2 separate regions of the Homo sapiens genome follow, and region 1 is linked to region 2. The links are chromatin loops, found by intact Hi-C in ENCODE. Cell type or tissue: tibial artery. All regions are shown on one strand. Each heading gives the region's core, and the rest is flanking DNA. Links, peaks and the distances in the headings are about the cores only.

The links. Hi-C counts contacts between places; a loop is a spot of excess contacts. Peaks named below come from ENCODE experiments on the same cell type or tissue, not always from the same donor. Only the 100,000 strongest peaks of a DNase experiment are listed, where the experiment ranks them.
Region 1: it touches region 2 in a loop (4-fold over the local background); 19 of 110 quality-filtered maps call a loop at or near these places.

Annotation. Positions count from the first base shown.
Region 1 is chr12:54,141,779-54,152,185 of GRCh38, reverse strand. It overlaps SMUG1-AS1 (SMUG1 antisense RNA 1), which reads right to left and starts at 9,584. Exons shown (of 2, transcript XR_007063322.1): 1 at 9,365-9,584; 2 at 1-2,554. In tibial artery, for the core only: a CTCF peak has its summit at 4,807 (motif pointing right); a DNase peak (open chromatin) is centred at 4,885; H3K4me3 peaks cover 680 bases; H3K27ac peaks cover 4,134 bases.
Region 2 is chr12:54,026,444-54,036,850 of GRCh38, reverse strand. HOXC6 (homeobox C6) reads right to left here and starts at 8,411. Exons shown (of 2, transcript NM_004503.4): 1 at 7,930-8,411; 2 at 6,028-7,196. The coding sequence starts at 8,329. The coding sequence ends at 6,889. It overlaps HOXC5 (homeobox C5), which reads right to left and starts at 3,801. Exons shown (of 2, transcript NM_018953.4): 1 at 3,275-3,801; 2 at 1,490-2,573. The coding sequence starts at 3,728. The coding sequence ends at 2,359. It overlaps MIR615 (microRNA 615), which reads right to left and starts at 2,901; the gene lies at 2,806-2,901. It also overlaps a transcript of HOXC4 not described here. RefSeq lists a silencer at 2,703-2,762 and enhancers at 2,846-3,997, 3,992-4,286. In tibial artery, for the core only: a CTCF peak has its summit at 4,111 (motif pointing left); a DNase peak (open chromatin) is centred at 4,120; H3K4me3 peaks cover 4,150 bases; H3K27ac peaks cover 3,165 bases.

The sequences.
Region 1 (10,407 bases), core at 759-8,758, 120 kb before region 2:
TGGATGAGGACTGAGTTTCTGGAAGCCTCTCCAGTTGCTGTCCCTGCCTGTGTAATTCATCTGTGTGTTTCCTGGTACCATGCTGATGTAGAGCTGCTCTCTCGATTGTTTGCTAAGTGAATGATGGATACAAGAGTGAATGACTCTTCTTTCCCTACGCCAAGTCTCTGGGGCTAAACTACCCTCATCCTTCCTCACCTCTGCACCTTCCCTCAGCTGTTGCTACTTGGAACCCTCTCCCTTCTCAGACTCTGCCCAATCCTGGCTCTACACTTCTGTCTCTTGGGGAGTTTTTCATGATTAAGCTGCAAGAAGAGTTCTCTATTCACTTGGGTCCAAGATTAGGGTCTGTCATCCCTGTAAGTTCAGGGTCCCCAGGGAGAAGGGTCTATGTCGTTTTCCTCCGGACTCTGCCCTGCCCCAGCAACACCCAGGGCAGGGCTCCAAGACTGAGGTGGGAGCTCTGGGCTCAGTTATTGTTGGGGACATACACCCAGGAGGACCATACTGCTGCCCAGGACCAGGCCTGGTCCTTCCTCCCTACAGAAAGCCCGGGGCTTGCACAGCATCTCGCCTGTCATCACTCCAGGGGAGCAAGCAGCCTTCTTCATTCCCAGACCCTCACTGCCAACAAAGGAGGCTGTTGGCCAGGGTTTGGGACTTGAATACCAAGATGGGGTAGAGCAGAGCCTTGCTGCTCTGCAACTTCAAATTATCCCCTCCTCTAGGAAGCTGGGTCACCTCCGTCCTTCCCCCTCCAAACTCCCTAGCTTTCTTTTACAGCCTTATCTCCCTCCCTTCCTCTGGGCCAGGTAGTAGCACAGGCCTGTGGCCTTTTGGAGTAACCCTATAAAAACCCCAGAGCAACCCTAGTGTGAAGCCCAGAAAACCCCACCATAATCTCCAGGGCAACTCCACAGTTGTACTCCAAACTCTATGACAGCATCCAAAATCTACAGTAACACCCCAAATCCCTATAGTCACATCCAGAACTACTCAGCCCAGGCAGTGCCACAGAGCCACCCCAAACATGGCACAAGAAGCTCAACACAGGCCCCTTCAGGAGCAGCTAAGCCTTCTAAGCTGATCTTCTAGCTGACCCAGAAAGGGGGGTCTTCCTGGAGACTCCAAAGCCCTCACTGGACCTTGCTCCCCACTGAGCTTTGATGTGGTAGAGGGAGGGGTGGGTGCCCAGGGCATGGACATGAAGGTTTCCCCTCACCTGAGGTGCTGAGGGAAGAAGTCTGGGGGAGGACAAGCCAGATTGTCCCTGGAGGGTCAGGGAAACCCAGAGGCAATGGTAGTCTCATACCTGAAATGGGAATCCGTGGGGCTTCTGTGGAAATTTCTGTGGATGAAGAGGAGACAGGACTCCCGGGTTCCCATGGTCACACGCACATGCTTTACAGATCTGTTTTGGGTCTGAGTCTTCAGGGGGCGTGGGAGGTGGTGTGGAGACAATGGGTATGGTGGGGGTTAGTAGTTGGCAGTTCAGAGGGAGGAGACGCAGGCCTGTTCCCCTAGTCCGATGAGAGAGAAGAGAGTCACACCAGGACCTGATTTAGGAATTGCTGGAGGGGCTTGTTGAGTGCAGGAAGAAACCAAGAAAAGGGGAGCCAAGGGTTTCAAATCAGGAGGGCTTCACGGAGGAGAAGAATAGGCAGGAGGTTGGAAAACAAGGGGCCAGGCGTGGTGGCTCATGCCTGTAATCCCAGCACTTTGGGAGGCTGAGGTGGGTGGATCACCTGAGGTCAGGAGTTCGAGACCAGCCTGACCAACATGGAGAAACCCTAAAATACTTGGAAGGGAGGCTCCCACCCTCTCTGCCCCTGCCCCTGGCAGCACCACCCCCAATTTGAGCAGGGCTTGGTCCCCAGAGCCTGGGGGTGGGTGTATCTACTGAAAATACAAAATTGGCCAGGCGTGGTGCACACCTGTAATCCCAGCTACTCAGGAGGCTGAGGCAGCAGGAGAATCGCTTGAACCCTGGAGGCAGAGGTTGCGGTGAGCCAAGATCGTGCCATTGCACTCCAGCCTGGGCAACAAGAGTGAAACTCCGTCTCAATAATAATAATAATAATAAAAAGAAGGGAGGAACAGAGCTGGGAAGGTCCCTGCCAGGGGTGGGGGCGGGGGCGCTCTGTGGCTTTCGAAGGGTTGAGGGCTGGTTTCAGGCCAGGCTGAGTTCAACCTGTGGAGTCACCAGACATTGGCATCTCTGGGTGTAAAATCCTGAGACGGGAAGAGGATGAATGTGGAATCAGGAGGCCGAGGGACCGCAGGCTCCACCCTTGGCTTTTGACCTCAGGTAATTCCCACACACTTCTAGTGTCATCGTTCTCCAGTCTGTAGAGAGGGAATAACAACATCCAGCATTCTTGAATTTTTAAAAAGCTTCTCTAGCAGGTGAGAAAACTACTTGGGAGAAAGCTATTTGGCCCACGATTTAGTAGATGTAAACGGTGCCAGCCCCTCTGTGGTGCATGAGATGTCAAGTTCTAAGTTCCCAGCTCTGCCACCAGACAGTCCTTTTTTCAGGCCTCAGTTTCCCCATCTGTAAAACAAGGGGAGTTGCACTTGTTCATTTCTTGGGGCCCCTCCTCCATCTGGTATCTGTTCAATAATTTTCAAGGTTCTTACAATGATAATAAATGCCAACAAGCTTTGTCCAAGTGTAAAGTGTGCTTCTGATGTGAGGGGCTGAAGGGCTCCCTGGATGCAGAGAAAGGTGCTTTGAGCTGGGCCGTGGCCCACAGTCTATCCTAGGCTTGGACCCCTGGAAGGAAAATGCAGAGAGCCCTGCTCAAGTTTATCCCACCCCCTTCCCAGAGCTGTGCCCATGCCAGCAATATTCTGCTCCCCCTTCCCAGCCAACCCCCAGGCTCTGGGGACCAAGCCCTGCTCAAATTGGGGGTGGGGCTCCCAGTGGCAGGGGCAGAGAGGGTGGGAGCCTCTCTTCCAAGTGGCTCCGAGCTGGAGCACAGCAATTACGCGGGAGGATTTATGTCCCTTTGCCTTTAATCGGAAACTCCATGTCAAGAAGAAAAATCTGCACTGTCCTCCGGCCCGGCTTCCTGCTTTATCATTATTATTGGAGGAAGGTTGATTTGGAAACTTAAAGAAAAGTGGGGTTGGGGGTGGGAGCCACTGGGGAAGGAGAGGTGTGGGGCACAAGGATGGCCTTCCTGCTGTTTGGTTTGTCACAAGAAGGGGACAAAGGGTAGGGCAGGGGCCGGGTCCTGGAGGGCAGGTGAGAAGAGACCAGAGGAACGCTAGGGGGAGGTTGGGGGCTGCAGGGTCACGAAAGGAAGGGGCACCCAGGAGCTGGGGGATGCTTGGAGGGAGGGAATGAGTGGGCAGACAGAGGGAACAGCTGGGGGTTGAAGGGACCTGGGGAGAGAAGAGAACCAGCAGCCAAGGTGGAGGGAAGGAGTAGCCAGGTACTGGAGGGACTATGGGTGGGCGAAGGGGTGTGGAACAGCCAGAGGAGCAGCCAGGCTCTCGGGGGATACTGTTGGGGAGGGAGAATGGGGGGTAAGCAGAGGGGATGTGGGGTGGGGGAAGAAGAGGGTGGGGCCTCATGGAGTGAAGAGGCATCAGGGACTGGCAGAGGGAGAGGGAGGGTAACCAGATGGGAGAGTCAGGGACTGGAGCTGGTGGGGGGTTGGACCAGGAACTCTGGGACTATCTCAGTCTAAATAGCCTGCTCCCACAAAGGCCTCTCCTCACCTGGCCCACCTGTATCTCCTAGTGTCCTGATTGGAGGGCTCTGGCCTCCCACAAAGCCCCAGGTTTTTGCCTTCCACCTTGGGAGCTGTTTCCTCCGGTGATCAGGTGTAGTGACTGGGAACAGGCTGAGGGGAACCACTTGACTCTCTTAGACAGACAGGTCTGCACTCTGGGGAGGCGAGACCAGGGACAGAAGGCCTCCTTCAGCCATCTTCCTGCCCTGTTTGGAAGTCCCCCCAGTGTCTTACCTGTTATCCCTTCTGTTGCCAGGATTTCATTCTGATGCTTTGGAGTCAGGCCTGGGTTGGAATTCTATCTCTGGCACTGACTACCTGAGAACACCTCTCTGAACCTCAGGGTTTTTGTCTGCAACATGATGACAGTAATACCTACGTGGCAGGTGTTGTCAGGATTAGAGATAATTAAGTAAAGTATCCAGCACATAGTATGCCTTCTATGCACTGTGCCCATCTGGAGGTAGCACCTGATATATGCAACCTCTCTACTTTACAAAGCATTGATAAATTATTTGTATCAATTTGTATCATTTGATTGTCATGACAACTTAATGAAGGAGCCTGGGTAGGTGTCATTATCCTCATGTTGGTGATGGAAACCATGGTACAGAGTGGCTGAGTGACTTGCCCAAGGCCACACAGCGCATGCCTGGAGCACCCGGGTAAGACAGACCCATAATACCACATGAGAGGCTTGAAGATCTTCCTCTGGGTCTTCTTCCTCCACCCTTGTCAGGCCCCACACCCAGCCACTGGTCCCTGGAATCTAGAGTTGAGTTTGGGGTGCTCAGCAGAGTGGCTCAGCTTCCAATCCTCCTGCAGCCCGGGCCATGCCCACCCTCATGCGCCTCCTCCCCGGCTTGACTAAGAGGTTTTATAGCCGTTTATGAGCAATTTCTGTCCATATATCATCGGAGATATATAGCCAGGCAAATATTAGGGACCCAAGCGGAGGTTTTAAGAGTGAGTTTTATTGCTGCTGAAAGAAGGTGTGATAGGCAGCATGCAGAGACCCACCTTCCCTCTTGCTCGGCGGCCGGGTGGTGGCAGCAGGGACTGGGCTTCAGCTGAGAAAAGCCATCTGTGAAGCTTGCGTGTTATGCCAGCACCCAGGGGTGCGTTGGCGGAGGGTGGTGATGGAAGGGTGGGGCTCTGTTCCTCAGAGAGCCATGCAAGTGGGTGTGGAGGGGTGAAAGGAGGCAAGAAGTCACAGGCTGGTGTGGCCAGCACAGCCTCTCCAAACCTGAGTGGGAAGACACTGAGTTCCAGTGGATTCAACACACAGAAGCGTGGATTGAAGTGAGACAGACTTGGGAAACAACTTCTCCCCAGGGGCCCCTGGGAGAGACTTTGGCAGTGCCTTTTGTTGGAAGTCTTTAAAAACTGGACCGGAACAAGGAGACCCCTGCCCAGAGTTGGTGAGCTGGACAACATGACCCCTACCCTCTTGAGCCACGGCCCCTGTTCTGCTGGAGAAAGCCCTGCAGAGGAGGTCATCCGTGGCCTCCTTTTGGGCTCTGTTCCAGGCCCCCGGCCCACGTGTCCCCTGCCCTCTGTGGGCTTCTGGGTATGGGTGAGTGGCAGAGGGGTAAGGAGAGCCTTCTTGGCTTGCGGCGTATGGAGAGAAGACGTCCCAGGGAATCCTCGCTCCTGATTTAAGCAGCTCCGACAGCTTTATGGTGCCTCCTCGAGTGAGCCCCCAGCGTTGGCTGTTTAACTTTTTAGCGTCGTTTAACGCTTAGACTCTGGTGGACAGGCAGGCCCCAAGGCCCCAGAGGCAGCGGCACTAAATCAGGACACTCTGAGGCCCCGATAAATAATTTTTACAGGGCACGCAGCCCATAGATCACCAGTGGGGGTGGGGGGAGAGTGGCTGTGATATTTCAACCAATTGTCATATGTGACTGCCCCGTGCTCTGACTCCAGGTCGCCCACATGGCAGCCGGCTTCATAACCACAGCCAGCTCTGGGGCTCTTCACTGTGGGGCATGGGAGAGGAGTAGGAGATGGGGCCTTTGATAACCCCAGCCAGCAGATGACCCGTTGCCTCCCCGGGAATGATGTTAAGGTCTGCTCAACTTGCTGTTGTCCATAGAGCATGGGTGCTCAATCCAAGCCTCCTCTGGCACTGGGAGAAGGGACAGCTGAAGGCACGAGGGCAGGGTGGCAGAGAGGAACACAAATAACTTTCTGTAGCCAAAAAGTCACTTTTCTGACCACCTTCCCTGTTCTGTTGACCACCTCCAAACTTGTGGTCTGTGTGAGAGAACAGTACAGAGGGAGGGAGGCATCAGACCTGACCCCAGGAGAGGAGGGCAGAGCTAAGGCTGACGTTCAGAGAAACTGGCAGCATCCCTCTACCATTTATACCTCTAGAGAAAGAGATGGAAAGTGTGGGAGTGTGGAAAGCGGGGGAATGTGGAAGGAGAGAGACAGAAACACAGAGAAGGCTAGGTAGTGAGAGGGACAGAAAAATGAAGATGAAAGACAGATGAAGATGTAGAGAGAACAAGAGACAGAGGCAAGAGGAGACAGACCAAAACGGACTCAGAAAGGACACTCCAACAGTTGGTTTGGTGTGGAGAAGGAGGCCTTTTCCTAAAGCTTGGTACCAAGCAAGAGGAACAGTGGTATCAACAGACCAAGGCAGGGGTTGCATCTGTGCCAGGCTGACCTGCCCCATGCCCTCTGAGGGTGCCCTTCCCCTGGCTTCAGGACCGTGTTTCCCTGCACCAGCTCCACGCTGCTTCCCCACTCTCTCCCCTCCCCTCAGTGCCCTTGCCCCATCCCCTCATCTGTAAGATCTGGGATTTGCGGGGACACTTAATCCATATGGAGCTGATTCATTCCCATCTAAATCATCTCCATGAGCTTCCCTAAGAGCCCTCTGATGTGCCAGCCACCATTCCTCTCCCCTGGGCGATGGCGGGCTGGGGGCTGCCAGTAAACAAACCTCAGCTGCCATCCATCCATCTTGGCCTCGCCCATCAGTCCAGCCAAGACCATTCATCTCTCCAGCACTGCTCCCTGCACTCCTCCATCCCTCCATCCATCTGTCTGTCCCTCCTTCTCATGCCCCTCTACTGGAAACTTTACCTCTCTGCCTTTTCCTGGGTAGCATCTTGAGGGGTCATCTCAACCATCCCCCTGCCTTCAGACAGGAGCCTTATTTTACCCCTGGCCCAGCAAGGCGGGGGCTCTCCCAGTTCATCACCTTCCGAGAATGAGGGCTTCGAGTCTGATGATTTTACTCTACAGTACTGACAACCTAGGGAAGTTCTTTCTTCTGTCTAGCTTGTGTGCTTGACATTCACATATGACCACACGTCTGAATGGGAGTGGGTATAAGATTATAGGATTATACTCAAGCATGAGAGTCTCCAGTATTTGTAATATGTACCTCTCTGGCTTAACATGGTATGTAGAGCTCAAGACCAGTGAAATGGGCCTTTCCTCCAGTCTCCCCCAGCAGAGTCTGGCCCAGTGCCAAGCACGCAGTGGGCGTTCGGTGTTGATTGCTTTCTGGCCATCTTCTTATTTGCCAGTGCCAATGAGTCCAGTGGTCTCACATACATCCTGGGGGGGGTTTTGGTGGGATGACTCTGTGGATCTGATACAGGGCAGATTATGGCACCTCTAGCCTGGCAGGGTTTGCAGTAAACACTAAGGAAATGTCTCTTACCTCTATTCTCCCACTCAAATTTCTTTTTTTTTTTTTTTTTTTTTGAGACAGAGTCTCGATCTGTCGCCCAGGCTGGAGTGCAGTGGTGCGATCTCGATTCACTGCAACCTCCACCTCCAGGGTTCACTCCATTCTCCTGCCTCAGCCTCCCGAGTAGCTGGGACTACAGGCGCTCACCACAACGCCCGGCTTATTTTTTGTATTTTTGGTAAAGATGGGGTTTCACCATGTTAGCCAGGATGGTCTCGATCTCCTGACCTCGTGATCCACCCTCCTCGGCCTCCCAAAGTGCTGGGATTACAGGCGTGAGCCACCACGCCCGGCCTATCCCACCCAAATTTCTTAACGCAGGCCTGGGGTAGAGCTTGCCTCAACAACTCGCTCTCGGTAATTGTGGGGCTGAAGAGAGGGAGGACGAACAGGAGGGGCAGCAGGTGCTGGTGGGGCCTTCCATGGCACTGAAGCAGAACCCTCGCATTTGGGGGAAACCCTTATGTTTACCTGCACTAATCAGGAGAGTGCATGGAGGGCGCCGCTGTCCCCTGCCCCAGCCTTAGCATTATGGCCCTTCCCTTTTCAGCCTCTTCACCTCATCCTGGGAGGGGTGACTCTGAGAAAGGGGCTTCTGCAAGTCCCTAAGGAGAGAAGACGGGAGCAGGTCTTTGGGTCCCACCTCAGCGTCTCCATGCGCAGCACCACTGGAAGTTGGGGAACAGGGAACAGGTCTGTCTGTCTGTCTCTGGTCAGTAGAGAATTTTGGTCAGGCTCTAGTAACCCTGCAGAGGGATAAAGTGGGTATGGGGGGTGGAGGTGGAGTTACAGGGAGAGATGAGGGCAGTACTTGTGACAGGTGTGTCCTTCCCTGGATCCAGTCATGAAGAGTGGGAGGGAGAGAGGAGAGGGAGGGGAAACATGAACTTTCACGTGCCCTGAGAGAGCTGGTGTTTCACCACTGCCAGCCGCTCCCCGAGACCTGGGATGCCTTGTTGAGCATCTGCCCTGCTCCCAGACCAGACTAGACCAGGCAGGGAATCCCGATGCATGCTTCTCCCCTGTCCCCACACTAACTCCCACTCCCTTTCCCCTTGTTGCTGGTCCCCTGCATGGAGTCACTGTGAGTACACAGGATAGGTGAGGCTCTACAGCTGTTATTGAGTTGTGAGGATCCTTGACCTTGTCCCTCTCACTCCCCTACAGGGAGAGGAGGCTCTAATTGTAGTCAGAAAGATAAGAAGGGTGTCTTGGAGAGGAGAGGGGCTGGGGGGGCCGTGGGGAAGCTAACCACTTGCCCCAGTCGTGTGAAGGTAAGTGTGGGAGGGGAGGGGCCTGCAGGTAGCAAGGCCCAACTTAAGAATGATGAGGTGCTTCTTAGTTCTCTGAGCTATAGACATGTGAAGTATGTAAGACCATGCGAAAGGATAAATTATCACCTAAGGAGGAGAGGACATGGGGGAATAAGAAAAAATTCAAGCCAGGGAGACCCAATGCTACCACCCCCATCACCATCATGACCTGATCCATCTGTGCTGGACTGGATTAAAGTCCATAGGGAGGGGGAGGCCTGAGAACTGGCCCTGAGGTCTTCAGAGGAAAAGCTGATCCCCCACCGTGCATTTGCTTGATGTTACACAGAGCAAGGGGGAGCTGGGAACAGCTGCTCAAATTCTTCAGGTGGGGCAGCCACGGGGAGCTCCCCATCCTCCTTCTTCCTTCCTTGCACCCACCTCTCTCCAACCCCTCCTTCTACCTAGTCCGCTGAGGAACAGTGCCCTCTTCTCCCATTGGCCCGCCTCTCGTGGTTGTCCCCAGCCTCTTGGGCTAGGCCCTCCTCACCCACTCAGTGGCTCCTAACCTCTCTTGTCTCCTCTGAAACTCCTCTTCCTGCAAGAAGCATCCCAGGCTGCTTCTCCCCTCCCCCCAAAAAAAGCCCACTTACCCAGACTTGCAGCTGATGAAAATCCTTTAGGATCCACTCGTGGGCTGCTGCCTTGGGTCCTGCAGGGTCTGGAGATTCCTTTGTTTGTCTGTCCTCTATTGCTCAACATCCACATGTCCAATTTAGGCTGGGATTCCCACAATACAAGTGAGGAGCCAAGTCTTTTTTTTTTTTTTTTGAGATGGAGTCTCGCTCTGTTGCCCAGGCTGGAGTGCAGTTGTGTGATCTCTGCTCACCGCAAGCTCTGCCTCCCCGGGTTCACGCCATTCTCCTGCCACAGCCTCCCGAGTAGCTGGGACTACAGGCGTCTGCCAGGATGCCCAGTTAATTTTTTGTATTTTTATTAGAGATGGGGTTTCATCGTGTTAGCCAGGATGGTCTCGATCTTCTGCTCTCGTGATTCCCGCAAAGTGCTGGGATTACAAGCGTGAGCCACTGTGCCTGGCCGAGCCTGGGGTTTTAAAATCTATTTGACAGCCCTTCTTCTGACATCATGAGGCAGAAATGTCTTGAGGAATGCTGGGAGGTCTTAGACGACCAATGAGCGGGACTGGTACACTTTCCCCCAGGGAAGCCACCTCATGCTACAGCAAGTAGTGACAGAGGCTAGACAATGGGAAGAACTGTAATCTCTTAAAATTGAAGGAAAGATTTCCAGGGTTTCACTGAAGACCTTGAGGAGGAATGACTTTAATCTTTTCAAGCTCTGAGGGAGCAGAGAGGCCTGGGAGTCTGGAAAAGTTTCTGTCCACTCTTGCAGAACTGACTCAAAGAGGGACGGCCACTTTCTTTTTCAAGAGCCCTGACTCATCCACGTTCAGTCCAATTCCACTCACAATTTCTTAGATAATTGTTTCTTTCTTAGACAGAAATTTGGTTCTGGAATTCCCTGTCCTATTCCTCCCATGACCTGGGAACCATCTTTAGGAACCAACTTCAGCTTATGGTGCCAGAAAAACAGAGATGTAGAGACATTTTTGGACAGTCACACAGCAAACCATCAAGGAGCTGGGAATGCCCCCTTATGGATCCTCTTCTCTTCT
Region 2 (10,407 bases), core at 794-8,793:
AACAGGTGGGTGCGGGTGCCACAGCCTCTTTCTTAGTTAACTGTTACCCACCGGAGACGCCAGTGCTTCTCCACGCTTCACTGCTCACTCAATAGTTTTACTCAGCATGGAGAAAAAATTAAAATAACTCCCTGAAGAAAATTACACATTTTATTTCAGAGAGAGAGAGAGAGAGCACTGGTCTGGGTTAACTGCTGTGTGCAAGTTGAGGAGAGACAACAGGCGCCCTAACCTGGCCTGAGTGCAGTGCGAAGGGGAAGGGTGGTAGTTGTGGGCACTGTTCAATAAGCATTTGTTGAGACTGCCTATGTGCCAAGCATGGGGTGAGGAAAGGCTCTTGGGTCTTTTAAAAAATGACTGATGGGTAGCTTAGGCAGTGGGATGCAGCGAAGTTAGTCCTTATAATAAATCCAAGGAGCATCAGCATTAATAATCATAAATATTCCCCTGCCCCTCCCCAGAGCCCCTCTGCTCCCCTTTCTTCTTGGCTGCTGGTGCAATCCCTTAGCCAAGCTCCAGACCCTCACCCCACCAGTGTGGGGGGCCTAGGCTTGGCTCCAGGAAATCACCCTGTTGTGGGAGGTGGGAGAGGAAATGCAGTAAAGTTTTATGGACCCTTCCCACATTTGTTTCTACTGTAAAGTGCTTCCTCCCCCAGCCCATCCCAGGAGCCTGGAGAAGGACCTGATCCTCAGACACTACCTGAATTATCTGCCTCCTCCCACCCCCACTTTTAACCCATCCTCCCCTCCACACAAAATCCCAGAGACTGAGATAAATGATGGCAGACAGACGTGACTCCAGCACTGGTCTATGCAGCTCCTTTCCCAGTTAATTGTCCTGCATAGCCCGAGGCCCTAGAAGGTGGTGGAAACAGTCTGAACATTTCCTGCCAGGCTGATACACACTGCAGATTGTCCTCCCTGCTCCCTCTTCCCCAGTATCTTAGATACTGAGGCACACCTCCTCCAACTCTCCCAACACCCCCTTACCAAGCAATACCACCTCCCTCTAGAGGCCCTTATGAGACCAAATGGGTCCCTAGAGTGAGGGCTCAGCCCTCCCTCTATGTCCAGCAAGGCCTCTCAGGGACCACCTAGGCCCAGGAAAGATCTTCAGAGGCCCAGAAGGTCCTAAGGCTGAGCACGGTGGAGCCACTGGTTCCTGCACCGCAGCTTTGGCACACAGTGGGGGCTGCTGCCAGTCCAGAGGCCTCCTGGAGTGCAGAGGCGTGAAGGCCTTGGACAGCCACAGCATGGGAAAAGCCAGTACTCGAGGCCTAGGTGCCCTTCTCTTCCCCCAGAGGCTCTTGTTGCAGCCAAGGAACAGGAAAGGAGCTCAATTTCACCTCCCTCTACTCACTGCCCCTAGAAGCTAGAAAATTTTTTAAAGGGGTGGCTTAAAGTTTGTGGGTCTCCTTCTACATCTCACAGCCCATTTAGACAATTTTACCCAATACATGCCCCAAACAGACAGGAGCCACTGCATCTTTAGTCCTGTTCTCTCTTTATTTGATATGACAAAATATAGTTTCAGGAAGGACCCAGAGTCAATAAATAGTTGGACAACAGCAATGGGTCAGGAGGGCACAGAAATTCGTGGCAGGGACTATGGGACAGCAAAGGGCCTCTAGGACCACTTGCTGGGGTCCAGTGCCAGGAAACCCCACTAGTTGAGCTAGCTAGCAGGCTGGGGCTGCCGGCCTGAGAGGGCATGCAGCAGGCGCAGGCTGGGGAGGTTCCCGGGTTTTGGGGGGAAGAGGTTGTGGAGATAAGGTTTGGAAAGCATAGAGCAACTGTGGGGGCCCTAGGCCGATGCTCTCCTTTCATATGCAAATCATTCATAAGTGAAAATCTAGTTTAGTCGCTACAAGGAAGCACCCCGAGTCTAGGGCCAGACTCTCGCCAGCCTTTGGCTGTCTAACCCGTCCAGCCGGGAACAAAGGAGAGGGCGAGGTTAGAGGGTCCGGCGAGGGTCCTGTGGCGCGGGCCGGGCCCACCTTAACTCGGGAGGGCCGCGCTGAGGCTGGGAGCCGGAGATACGGCCCAGGCCAAGGTTCGTTCTGCGCCAGCCTGTACGCCGCAGCCCTCCGGGGAAGTCCTGCGGAGCTTGCCCTGGGCCCCGGGTACCGAGCTGAGCCGAGCTGAGGGGAGATGGGGCAGCGCCGACAGCCCCGCGGGAACCCTGGGTCGGTAGGGATGCGGAATGCCAAGGAAAAGCGCTTTTGTCTGTGGGGCCCGGGAGCCCAGTGCTCCAGCACCTGCCCCCGACCCGAAATATAGAGAGGAAAGGCGAAAAGGAAAGGCGCAGGGACAGGAACCGGCTAGGGGCGCGCTCTGCGGGCCTCCCCCGCTGCCTCTAAAGAGCCTCTTTGCTTTTCATTTTGGAATCTTTCTTCCACTTCATCCTGCGGTTCTGGAACCAGATCTTGATCTGTCTCTCATTGAGACACAAGTTGTTGGCGATCTCTATGCGCCTGCGGCGAGTGAGGTAGCGGTTAAAGTGGAATTCTTTCTCGAGTTCCAGAGTCTGGTAGCGCGTGTAACTGGTTCGGGACCGCTTGCCGTCCGTCTCTGGAACATAAACCCCACCCCAAGCCAGGAAGGGGTGAATAGCTTGCAGCGTTCCCCCGTCCCCACCCCAGCCCAGGCCCCCACCCGCGGCCGGAGGGAGAGGAGGCGAGAGCCGCAAGACAGGCCACGCGGGCCGCAGGCGGGCCAGCCCAGCCCAGCCCCGGGAGAGGCGCCTCCGCCCAGGCAGGAAACTTTCCACCGCAGCCTTCACTCTGCAGCCGGAGGGGCTGAGGGGGGGTTGGGGGGAAGAGGGAGACCCAGGCTCGGACCGAACAATAAGCACCCTCGAGATCCGAGCACCGGGGACCCCCCTCCCGCCCCTCCCGAGTCGCTGGAATCCTCCGGAGCCGCAAGCGCCGGCGGAGCCGGCTCCGCAGGGGAGGGAGGGAGGGAGCCGCGGGGGGATCCCCGCTCTGGAGCCCCGCGCTCCTCACCCTTCAGATCCCTCTATTTTTTTAACTCCCTCCCTCTCCCCCAAAAATTGAATATTGCCTTTTATACACGTTTTGTTCCTATGATCCAATTATGTCGTCGTAAATTTGGGCGCACACAGCCTCTAAGCCTTTTAGTGGACAGTTTTACGAGCCATTGATGCCTGGATCGTAAAATTTATGGCCGCAGGTTTTTTTTCTTTATTTGCCCCGCATGGCCTATAAAACCCAGGCGGACCCGAGAGCGCAAAATGAAGTCCTAAAGTTTACCGTGGCTCATGTGCAGTTTGGTCATCCACGGGTAAATCTGTGGCGGGGCCGGTGGCTGGCTCAGTCCGGCGGGCTGCCCTGTCTGCGCCTGCTCCTCTTTGATCTCCCCACTGCTCTTAGCTCGCTCCTCCAGCGCCGGGCGAGCCGCCTTCTGACTGTACATCCCGGGGTTCAGAGGAGCCGCTTCGTCTCTGCCCGGAGCGTGTCCCGGAGCGGCCGCGGCGCTGCAGGCGGGGCGGTCGGGGTGAGCCCGGGGGTTGGCAGCCATGTCTACCCCGTGGAGAGAGTTGGAAGGCGCAGGCGGTGGGAAAGTGATGCTTAAGTCCAATCCGCCGTAGCAGTACCTGGATGCCTGCACCTCTGAGGCCGATCCATAGTTCCCACAAGTTTGCATGTTATAGGCAGGGATATTGGGGCTCTGCTTATAGAATGAATTGGCTACGTAGGAGCTCATGGCGGGGAGGGCCCAAAAAAATTTCTGCACCCTTTTTGATTAAGGGTGATTTGTGACTCTTTGAAGTTGAGGGGTTTTTTGTTCTCCAAAGTGGACAATTTATAGGTGGAGATATCTCTTTCTTTATCCTATGCGCTCTTCCCAAATAAGGGAGCCTTAAATAGAGTCACGTGACTCGAGCGGCCACTCATAAATTTGGCTTGATGACCTCCGGGAGGTTAGTGATGGAAGCCGGCGAAAAGCATCTCGATATGTTGGCAAAGCCCAACCAAGGGGGAGAGGGAGTGAGAGAGAGAAAGAGGGAAGGGGGAGGGAAAAAAAAAAAAAGGTTCTTGGAATTGGGGGTAGCCGGGACAACAAGCCCACAGCGACACCTGGTGCCTATGTGGGGGAATTGCATCCTGGAGCGCCAGCTTGCTTTCCGGTGGCTGGATTTCCTACACTGTGAAGGAGAAGCTGGTTGTTGGGGCAACCCCTGAGCTAGCCTTTTAAATTCTATTTAAAATTGGGAAAAGACGAGGCCCCACTTATAACGCACAGAGTGCTTTTTGTAATGAAAGTCCCGTTCTCCCAACCTCCAGGGTCTTCCAATCTTCAAAAATGGCTGAGGAAAGGGGATTAAGTTAGGTAAGGTGGCCTATGCCCAGGCTGGAGAACCAATGGGGTTTAACTTAGGTTCCCTAAACCAAAGGTAGAAGTCCCTTGCCTCTCAGGCCCTAAGGCTCCACTACTGCTGAAGAGGTGCCTATCAGCAAGAGAAAGTAGAATTAGCTTCTGAAGAGGTAGACAGGACGCCCAGGAGGAGGGATCCTGAGTGGTCAGAACAAGATAGGGGGGTCATGAAGCTGAGGGTGTTGCAGGCTGTTTGGGATGGATCTGGAGGTGAGGAGCCAGGTGGAGTTGGCTAGACCTCACCATGCTAGGGTCCCCAGAGTGGCAACAAGGCAATTTTCAAGTGTGTGTGTGGACACGGACAGAGCCAGACAATGGTCTAGAGGACTGCTCTGTTTCCCTGTGTGCGATCCTTATGTGGTACCTATGCCAGAGGTTTTAGACAGAAAATAGATGTTAATTGAGGACATGGAGAAGCAAGATTGAAGCCTCCACAAATATTACGTGAGCATGGCAGAGGAAAAGGCCCGTTATGTGCCCTTTGGGGAAAAGGTCTCTGGGCTAGGCTTTCCAGGGACCTGAATCCATAAGGTTCACAAGAGAGCAATTTCTGAGCTACCAAGAGGAATGGGGCGGACCTGGGGGGTGGGCAGGGCAGGCGCCTGGGTAGCCTTCGCAGGGTATCTGCAGCCATTCGGCCCCATCCTCTTCCCCCGTAGCCCCAAGTCTCATACTTCCCTGCCTGCTTCTTCCCAGGAAATCTCCGCCCCGCCAGGAGAAGGCCCCCTCCTCACTGGTGGAGGCACTGGAGGCGAGGGTGGGGGCGCTGGAGGGAATCTGAAGGGCCCGGAAAACTCTGGCGGATTTTTTCCCTCCGGAGACCCTCCTCAACACCTCTCCCTGTAGGCCCACTCAGGTTTCTCTGGCCAGGCTTGGAGAGAGAAGGCCAGGGTTGATAAATGGTTAGGGTCCGGCTGCGCTCCTCACCCGCCTCTTCACCCGTTTGAGGAGAGAAAAGTAAGGAACCAGCCCGGCTGGAGCTGTAATGAAGAAGGAATTTTGTCCCGGCCACGTCAGGAGTACCAGAGCAGGCGAGAGCTCAGTTTCCAGGCTTTCTCTCTCGAGATGTCCTTGAATCGCTCAATCCCTGCCGACAGGGCTCCAGTCCCGCGGTCTTCTCTTTCCCTCCGCTCTCCGCCTCCGCTACGTTTCGCAACAGCCAGCTTGGCGCGGGCCTGGGGCTTGCTCTCACGGCGCCCCCCGCCTCCAACTCCCGGGAGTGGGTGGAGGAGACCCTGGTGCCTGGATAGTGCTTCTTTACTGGTCTTTCGGGGCGCCTCAGGGTTCGGACGCCGAGGACACCGGCTGCCACAGGCAGGAAGAAAGGCCTGCGTGGGGTTGGTGCCCAAACCGACTGATCCCAGCTCCCCCCGCAACAAAATCCTACGCGGCTTTTTCCCGCAGGGTGTGTGTGTTGCTCCGCGCAGGGAGCCCAGAGAGGCCTCCCAGCCCCTCAGTGCGATCGCGAGAACGAACAGAAGGCCGGGGCCGGGCGCCTGGGCTCCGGGGAAGGCGAGTGCAGAGGGCTGGGGGCTTGCAGGGGGCCGGCAGGCGCGGGAGCGCTTGGAGCCTGCTCCAGCTCTCACCCTGAGGCCGGCGGGCGAGCGAATTAACAGAATTCCCGGTATAAAGTTTTAAAAATAATATCAGTTTTATTAAATATTCGAGAACGGACCCAGAGGTTGGATTTATACAGGAGGGTAACACGAAGGGATTTATTTATTTATTTATTTTCTCCTACTGGCTAAACAAACGTCATTCACTTTTTTTCTCTCTTTTTGTAATTTTCCCTCTTTTTTTTCCTTTTTTGAAATTGGATAGGAACACTGACGGTGCTAAACATAAATATAAATACAGAGACCACAAATACAGCTAAAAATCTTCACACAGAAACGGTCACAGTTTGTAAAATGCCATAATGACCCCCAGGATTCTTTAAATACAATTTGCCTGGGCTGGGCATTTGCTGGGGCAGAGGGGCTAGGCAGGGACTGCGGGGAGGCCCTGGGGGTTGGTGTGGGGCCAAGGCGCGCCCTCCTTGGGCCTCCGGCCCTCCCCGGCTGCCAGGCCGGGCCCTGAGGCCCTGGAGCAGAGGCCCCAGCAGGCCCAGGAGCCGGCTCTCTGCACGGGGGGCGGGGGTGGGGGCGTCGAAGGAGTGGGGGAGCCAAGTCCTCACTTGGAGGGCAATCTGTAGAGTCTGAGTTCAGGGTCCGAGCCCCCAAGGCCTGGACGGGGAAAAGGGCCTGTAGACAAGCCGAGAACGAGCTAGCAAGGGAGCGAGGAGGAGGAGGCGCGTGGTGAAAGAGAGTTGTGCGGTGAGGGAGGGGGTCCAGAGCTGACTTTCAGGTCCACGTTTGACTCCCTAATTTTGTTTTAGGGAATCAAAACACATCAATTGTGCCAGTGATAAATACAGAGTGTGTGATTAGGGGAGAGTTGGTGGGGAGCGAGGGAGAAAGGGAGAGAGGGGTGGCAGGGACAGTCCTGGTCACTCTTTCTGCTTCTCCTCTTCTGTCTCTTCCCGCTTTTCCTCTTTTCCGCCCAGGCTGTCGGCGGTGGCCCCTCCGCCGCCCCCCGAGAGAGTGGATGTGAGATTAGATTCTTTTTTCCACTTCATCCGGCGGTTCTGGAACCAGATTTTGATCTGTCGCTCGGTCAGGCAAAGCGCGTTGGCGATCTCGATGCGCCGGCGCCGCGTTAGGTAGCGATTGAAGTGAAATTCCTTCTCCAGTTCCAGGGTCTGGTACCGCGAGTAGATCTGGCGGCCGCGCCTCCGGTCCGCTCCGTAGCCGACCCCTAAAGATCCGGGCACAAAACACACTAAAAGCAATCAGCAAAGCGTCCTCTGCAGACTGTTTCGCCTAGCAAAGTCCTGACCCTCCCAACCTGGCCAGCAGCTCACAGCCTCCTTAGGGCTCTAGCCTTCTCCCTTTTGCCTTGCCCCACCCCCACTGGGGGTACAGCGAGGACCCCAACTTCAGACCTCCTATAAGGTGGGACCTGTGTGTCCCAAAGAAAGGTGTGTGGTGGGGGGGGGGGCGGGGGGGCGGGGCAAAAGGCAAACAGAAAGCTGCAAGTCTAAAAGCAGATTTTTGAAAAATCCCAGATAATGGGGATGAGGGCCCCCTTTCTCAAGGACTGGGCTCCCCCATCTCCCCAAGCATCCTAGTTCCTTGGAAACTTCTCCCCACTTATCTGCCTCTCCTCTCCCCCTCCCTTCTCCTCAGACTGACTCCACTTTGGGGGGCTCCCCTATCTTCTGCTCCCTCCCCTCATCCCCTGCCCTGTTCCTGCCCCCTCAGCCCGCCTTGGGGCCCTCCAATCCGTCAGGGGCCAAGGGGGCCAGGCCCCTGCAAGCGAGCGAGAGGCGAGCTGAGGGGGCAGAAGAGGGGGCCCTGTCTCGGTGAGGAGACGAGCGTGATTGTTTTTATGGGGCCATAAAAAACTCTCTCCGCCCGTTCTTCTAGGGAAGCCGGTCATAAAGCCAGTTCAGTTTATTTAATTTATATCTCGGAGCTGTAAAACTCACCACTGTGCGAATTCATTCGCTGCATCCAGGGGTAAATCTGGATACTGGCTTTCTGGTCCTGGGGCGCAGTCCTGCCCTGCTCAGAACTAAAATCCTGAGCGATTGAGGTCTGTGTGTTATGTCCTAAGGTGTTTTGTCTGCAGTTTGAGAGCATGTCTTTCTCCTGGTAAAAGGAATTAGATCCATAGTCATACGGCCCCCGGCTGGAACTGAACACGACATTCTCCTGTGGCGAATAAAAGGGAGTCGAGTAGATCCGGTTCTGGGCAACGGCCGCTCCATAGGTCGAGAAATGCCTCACTGGATCATAGGCGGTGGAATTGAGGGCGACGTTGGGGAGGACGTCCTGGCCCCCGGCGAGGTGGCAGGATAAGGAAGGGTTAGTGAAGTAGGAATTCATCCCTTTGCCTTTACCTGGTCGGTCTATGATTTCTTTAATATTTATTTCTGTCTCCAGTTTGTACTCGGAACTAGATGGTTATAGGGACGGCTCCAATCCAGGACAGACAAAATGACAAAGTCAGCTGACCCCCTCCCAGCCAATCGCAAGCCAGATGTCAGGAAGGGGGAAAAAAATCGCTTCTGCTTCTGTTGATTCCCTAGTTGAGACTAAGTGTGTGCTTTGAAAGTAAGACTTGGATTTCTTTTAAAAAATATATATATATATATATATATGTAAGGGAACTGGTTTGGTGGTGAAGGAGGGGTGCATGTCCCTGAGCAGGGCCTTGGGACTCAGGGAAGGAGAGCTGTACTACCAGGAAATCTCTCAGCCCCAGCTAACTTTGCTGTGCTGTGGCCAGAGCCAGGGCTAGAGAAACCCCTGTATTTTCAATCTGGTTTCATGTTTTATATCTGCCCCCTTCTAAAATTACATCCTGATTTCTCCAAGGGAAGAACTCCCTCCCAGCACAGGAGGGGGGTCCCTAGAAATCCTGCAGGAAATCCTGTTTTGACACTCCATGGAGTGAGTCCCATCACTAAACTAGTATTTTTTTCACCAATAATTAAAAAAAAATCAAAAGTAGAAAGAAATTTCATAAAACCTGTTCCCCTGAGTAAGTAGAGTGTGGCTGAGAGTCTTGAATGTAGTAGGGATGTGGGGAACAACTAGGTCTAAAGGGGCAAGACTTCAGGGTACAGTGGCAGAGCTGGAGTGGGCAAATGGGCCACGCATCTGCTCTCCTTTGCCTCCTGGCTCCCTTCTGCCTCCTTCTCAGGACCCCTCTGTTGGGAAAACTCTTCCAGCATTTTTGCCTAAAAGGGAAAATGTATAAAAAATGCAATAGAAAAAGGAGAAAAAGAAGTAAAATGTAGGGAGGTGGCACCGGAGGGGGAAAGACAGAGAGAAAGAGAGAGAGAGGAAGAACGAAAACTCTGAGAATCTTTCTAGAGACATCAACTCCTGTTTATGTTGGTGAGAATTTATTATTTGGAGCCAGTGAGGGCCTGTGGGGTAATTCACATAGGATCCAGCCAGAAAGAGAAGGCTGGTGGGGCTCTGATGGACAGTTAGCTTCCTGCAGGCTCAAGCCCCTGCCTTGGTCAGAAGCCCCCCTGCCCCCTCCAGACTCAGGGCACCGCCAGTGGAGGCGCCCCTGGACCTGAGCTATGAGGCTTGGAGACTTCAGAAAGGGGTTCTAAGGAGCTCTCACCCAAGTGCCAGTCACCCGTGGTGGGGATGGGCCTCTCAGCAACCTCAACGCCCATTTTATTCCCCCATCTTGGGGCTAAAAAAAGGGAAGAGACGGTTACGAAAAGGCAGCTGAATCCGAGGCTTGTGAGGGAGCCGCAGTAGGCGAACTGAAACAGCGGAAAGTGTGCAGATGGGGGTTTTCTCCTGATTAGTCCAAACTTAATTTGATATCGTGATATAGGCTGAAAATGCCTTGAGTTGACAAAGAAGGGTGGTGGGGAGTGTGCGGGGAGCAGAGAAAGCTCATATCCCCCCCCCCCCACCATTTTTGGGTGGGTTGGGGGGGGGGAAAGCTGGCTATAACAAGAACCCGGATGTCGCCGGATTTTATGATCTTTTCCTTCTGTGTAACAAAGCGGAGTAATCAATGGGTAGCAATAAAGCCATAAACGGGACTATGCTGAGAAAAAACTCGTTTATTCATCTTCTGTAACGTTAAGGTTTCCCTGGAGTGTCGCTAGGGGGGAAAAATAAAGTTTCGAACCCAAAAGCAGACAGTGTGCAGGAGCTGGTGGAGACAACATGTTAGTTAATACATGAACCTCGTTAGGGGGTTGAAGAGTCTTCCTGCCAGACAATTTGTGTTGGTTTTAGAAAATACAGCCCCAATCCTCCAGAAAGGACAGAAATTTGTCGGTATTTGGAAGGGAAGGGGAAAGACTCCTATAATTATAAAGGTTCCTCCTTCTAGATCACACTTTCTTCTCCCCAAGGAAATGAAGGGGAAAGGGTAGAGGAGGATTTTTAAATTAAGAAAAAAAATTTTAGATGAGTTATCTCAT